2 separate regions of the Homo sapiens genome follow, and region 1 is linked to region 2. A link is an interaction called in ENCODE POLR2A ChIA-PET data of the cell type or tissue named here. Cell type or tissue: Caco-2. All regions are shown on one strand. Region 1 has its middle 2.2 kb from the start of SLC16A3. Region 2 overlaps ASPSCR1 (ASPSCR1 tether for SLC2A4, UBX domain containing).

Region 1 (2,500 bases), 230 kb after region 2:
GACTCGGCTTTCTTCCCCTGACCCGGCCAGTCCTGGCCCCAGTCCTGTCCATGGGGCGGCAACTGGTGCTGGGTGGTACGGCCAAGACTGGGTCAGGACGGGGTGGCCCTGCTGGGATCTGGAAAATGGTGTGCGGGGTTCCCAAGGACGCAGGATGTGGGCTGTGTGGCTCCCCCGACCCTGGAAGGTTCCCTGGGACCTGAGATCTGGCCCTGATAGGTCCGGGGGCCTGTTCTGCCACCCTCCCTGGGGCAGCGGCTGTGGTGACCCTTGGAGAAAAGCCTCTCCGCATTTCCTAAGTCATTTCAGGACACAGAGGTAGGGACTCTCGGGGCAGCCCATGGGGAGGAAGCAGATCCCAGCCTCCCCTTCCTGCCCGCCCCCCTCCCACAAAGGTTGCTCTTGGAAAAGGTGGGACTGCGCACCCCAGGGAGCTTAAGCCTGCCAGGGAGCAGGGTGGGAAGGACCTGGGGGCCAGGCCCCTAGGAGGACATTCCAGGGCCTGGAGGGCCCTGTAGCTGGAACTGGGAACAAAAGGAAGTTGGGGCAGCCAGGGGCAGGTGGAGGCACCTGGGTCTGGGGGAGAAGTCAAGACTGGGGGCTGTGGGGTCAGAGGGGGGCGTCCTGTGAAGCTGCTCACTGGCCAGGGATGGTGCCACCTGTCCACACCCCCACCTCCTTTCCTGCAGAAAAGGGCGGCCTGGGCCTGGGGTCTGACCCAGGGCCACTGTGGGGGAGCAAGCGTTGGAGCCAGGTGTGGGGTGGGTGCTCCCAACACCACCCAGAGTGGGGTGCAGAGATGCGGACACACGTGGCCTTTCCCACCCCTTCCCGCAGCTCCAGACCCCCAGCGGGCCAGGGGATCGCACCATGGCCAGAAGTGCCTCTCCCCTGCACCATCGCTGTCTCTGACACATCCAGGGTTGTTGAGGGAGGGGCATGACCCCCAGAAGGCATCTTACCCGAAACCAAAGTGGTATTCCGTGCCCAGGTGCCCCTGGAGCCCTGTGTCAGATGGAGCCTGGCCACCTGGGCCCTGGTGCCAGGCCTGGAATGCCCCCCGCCACCAACTGCTGGGCCTTTCTAAAAGCTGAGCACTTGGAGGTCAGGGGTACCTCATGCTACCGGAGTGCCAGAATCCTCGGAGAGGGGCCCAGGGTCTCGGAGGCTCTGGCCCCACCCCACAGCGTCCTGTTCTGTCCAGGCTCCGGGTGAGCTGTCCCAAGTGGCCTGCTTGATAGCTGCGCTGCCTGTTTCCTCTGGGTAACAACCTGGCAGGCCCCCAGCCCCAGCCCCCAGCAGCCATCACATCACTGTGACCACTCTGTGGTCTTCCAGTCCCCCCAGTCAAAGCCCACAGACTTGACCTCTCTGCTGGGAGCCAGTGCTGACTGGCCTGCCTGCTCCCCTCCCCTCTGAGGGCAGGGAGGCTCCACCCCAGCTCTGGGTGGACAGTCCTGGGGCCCACACCCAGGGGAAGCCATGCCTAAGAGGGGGCCAGGCCTGGGGGTCAGAACCAAACCACAGGTGCTCCCTGGGACCCCTGGAGGGATGACTGGGCGTCTTCCCAGCTGGGAGAAAACCTGGCCCTGGCAGGGGCGCCCCTTTGTCCTTCAGGAGGCAGGAGGGGGCAGTGAGGTCCCAGGCTCTCTGGCTCTGTCTCCCTCCCCCTGTTGCTGCTCTACGGTGGGGGTTCAGGGTTCAGGGATCAGGGCCAAGCTGTAGGCAGATGTGGAAGGTGTCTCGGTGGCTTCAGTGGGGGCCCCAAGCCCAGCTGGCAGGCCTGGTGACTCAACAATCTGGGATGGGGAGCACGGTACCCTCGCCTCCCCGGCAGGCAATACCCCATAGGGGACCCATTCCCGCAGCTGTCCACGGTGCCTCGCACCCCTCTGCTGCTCTCCCTCCTCAGAAACTGATGAATCGCCTGGTGCAGGAAGATGGGAGCACCACCTGCCCTGGGCGGGAGCACCACCTGCCCTGGGCGGGAGCACCACCTGCCCTGGGCGGGAGCACCACCTGCCCTGGGCGGGAGCACCACCTGCCCTGGGCGGGAGCAGCACGGGCCAACTAAGTAGAGTCTTCATCTGTGAAGTTGGAGGCCCCCTCACCACTTGCCACAGGCCTGTGTTCTGCTCACAGGCACGTGCCCTCATCTTGATGTTTGGGGATGGGGGTGGTTGGGCCCCAGGTAGGGGTGAGGGCCAGACCCAGCCTCTGTGAATGCCAGCGGGAGGGTGGGCTTGTAACATTACATAGAAAGAACAGGCGGCCTTACTGGACCTGATGTCCCGCAAGGCTGGGCTGCAGATGGAGAGCCAAGGCCCACACGGCCTCACTGTCAGGGGTGGCCTCCCCTTGCCCTCTGGAGGGGTCCTCCATTGATACCCCCTGCCTCCTTTGTGTGTGAAGGCACGGGCTTACCAGTGCCTCGGTCCCCGAAGCCCCCGGGTCCGGGAGGGGCCAGTTAAAGCATTCCTGTGGCCCTGGCAGGGTGGCC
Region 2 (2,500 bases):
GGAACTCTGCCAAACTCTGCACTGTGACACCTGAGTCCCCATGAAGCGCTCGTGCCCCTCGACCCGTGTGCTCCGGGTGAGCAGGGGCTGACCCCCTCTAGGCCTGCTCTTGTGGGGACCCCTCAGTGTGAGAGACACAGTGGCTGTCATGTTCCCCCATTCTAGAGGCGTGGGCCTCAGCCCCTTCCCTCCGTGACCAGGGCGGGTCTTGTCTGCAGAGCGTGGGGCGTGGAGCATGGGGCTCGCAGCCCAGAGTAGTGCCCGCCCGTGCTCGCCCGTCGGGAGGCGCTGTTGGGGTGGGGTCTTGGCTGGCAGGAGGGGTCCAGGGGAGGGAGCGTGTGCCTGGCCTGCATGGCGTGCTGAGGGCCTTTGATCTGGGACTTGGGCAGCTGATTGATGGAGGGCGTCCTGCCTGCCCCGCGCCTCCCATCGCCGCCAGCCGCACACGCAGAGGGCCCGGGGCCACATGCCGCTGCTGGGTCCCTTTCAGTGATGGGGGGAGGGGAGAAGGGAACAAAACAGAACTTTTTTGGGGAACTTCAAAGGTACACTTTAGTAAGCAAAAAGAGTTTCCAAGTTTCCCATTAATGTTTTGCCTGTGTGTGGTTTTTGGACTTAAATAAAGAGTCAGAAGGAAGAGACAGGATAAAATACAGGCAGGTCCTCGGCCGAGACCCGGGGTGGTTCACAGACCCGGGCGGTTCCTGCCTTTGATGTCAGGCATTAATTATTAGAAGGTAGTTTTACTGGCGATCAGAACCGGGCGCTGGGAGAGGCTGGGGCTGCCCGGCGCCCCCTGGCCCTGTCTTTGAAGTGCCTCCACTGGCTGGGAGGCTGCCCTGCAGCCCTGTGCTGGGCTGGGACGCCAGTCCCAGCAGACGCCCCCCACAACTCGGCCTCCCGGCAGCTGGCACGAGGGCCGCTCCTGATCAAAGGCTGGGTCTGCCCGCACGGGCTGGCGGCTGCTGCCCTGCCTGCCCCTCCCGCCTCGGGGGTGAACCTTGCTCCTGGAGCCGGGGCCTGGGGTTTCCTCAGCACCCCTGCTCACACCCGGCCCTCTGTGGCTGACAGCCGGTGTGGGACTCGTGGGGCGGGGAGGAGCCTGTCCCAGGGTTTTGGGGGTAAACCAGCGGGGAGGAGGCTGGGCCTGGAGCGGGTCATGCACTGGGCGTGGTGAATACACCCTGCCTGGGACCCCCGTGTGCCTGGCAGGGCAGGTGCTGTTGACCCTGGGCAGTAGGTATTGGGCCAGGGGCTCCTGCCCCTGGACCCTGACGCCGGGCTAGACAGGAGCCCCCACATCCGACGCGGTGCAGACTCCCATCCCTGCGGCCAGCACAGTCAGTGGCCAGGGTGGCCCAGGTCCCTGCTATGCCTCATGGGTGTCTGAGGACAACCCTGGGCTCTGAGGCTGTCCCTAGGGGCACAGCCTGTGGCCTTGATTGGAATGGCCACCAAGCGTGGCTGGCAGATGGCTCAGCGACTTTGCAGGTGGCTGGCTGAGTCCCGGCTGTTTAGAAGCCTGGTGACTGACAGGCGCTTGTGTTTTGGTGAGGAACCCCGGGGGGTAGGGGGTGGATGCTCGCCACTGGGGCTGTGGGGAGAACTGGGAGTGTGGGGCTCCGTACTGGGCGAGTCGGCTGCTGCAGGGCGCAGACCCCACTGGCCCCTTCTGGCCTGGACTCTCCTCCCCGTTGGGCCCAAGATCCCCTGGTTGGGATTGTTCCAGGAACTCAGGTCAGGGGCCCCGTCAGCCCTTCCCGGGCTCCCCCAGGAGCAGCCTCCAGACTCTGCCCTGCGGATGACCCCCCTCACCAAACTGCTTTTCCTGCCTGTCCGGGGGTGTTGGTGCGCTTTATCCACAGTGACACACGCCTGCCACACCGTAACGTGCCCAGCTCCAGACGGGCTCATGGTCAGCCCAGGCTGCAGCAGTCCTGAATCCTGTTCTTATTTTTCTTTTCTTTTTTTTTTCTTTTTCCTTTTTTTTTTTTTTTTTTTTTTGAGACACAGTCTCGCTCTCTTGCCCAGGCAGGAGTGCAGGGGCACAATTACGGCTCACAGCAGTCATGACCTTCCATCTCAGCCTCCCGAGTAGCTGGGACTGCAGGTGTGAGCCACTGCACCTGGCCTCTTTTCATCTTCTAAAGTATTTTTCTTTTTAAAATTAAAAAGTGATTTTTTTTTCTTATGAGTACCTCATGCTTTATATTTTCATCTTTTCATTTTCATTTTATTTTATTTTATTTATTTTTTTGAGACAGTCTCGCGCTGTCACCCAGGCTGGAGTACAATGGCACGATCTCGGCTCACTGCAACCTTCCCCTCCCAGTTCAAGTAATTTTTCTGCCTCAGCCTCCCGAGTAGCTGGGATTGATTACAGGTGTCTGCCACCTGTAATTTCTGTGTTCTTTGTAGAGAAGGGGTTTTGCCATGTTGGTCAGGCTGGTCTCGCACTCCTGACCTCAGGTGATCCACTTGCATCGGCCTCCCAAAGTGC

What was found. Peaks named below come from ENCODE experiments on the same cell type or tissue, not always from the same donor. Only the 100,000 strongest peaks of a DNase experiment are listed, where the experiment ranks them.
Region 1: POLR2A ChIA-PET joins it to region 2 with 15 read pairs; 2 of 35 experiments call an interaction of 5 or more read pairs at or near these places.

What each region holds. Positions count from the first base shown.
Region 1 is chr17:82,225,628-82,228,127 of GRCh38, forward strand. It overlaps a transcript of SLC16A3 not described here. Among named protein-coding and RNA genes, the nearest start is that of SLC16A3, 2.2 kb to the right of the region's middle. RefSeq lists silencers at 1-14, 2,471-2,500. In Caco-2, no CTCF peak of the experiment used is centred here; no DNase peak of the experiment used is centred here.
Region 2 is chr17:82,000,022-82,002,521 of GRCh38, forward strand. The region is part of intron 7 of ASPSCR1 (ASPSCR1 tether for SLC2A4, UBX domain containing); the gene reads left to right. Among named protein-coding and RNA genes, the nearest start is that of CENPX, 22 kb to the right of the region's middle. RefSeq lists an enhancer at 1,040-1,687. In Caco-2, no CTCF peak of the experiment used is centred here; no DNase peak of the experiment used is centred here.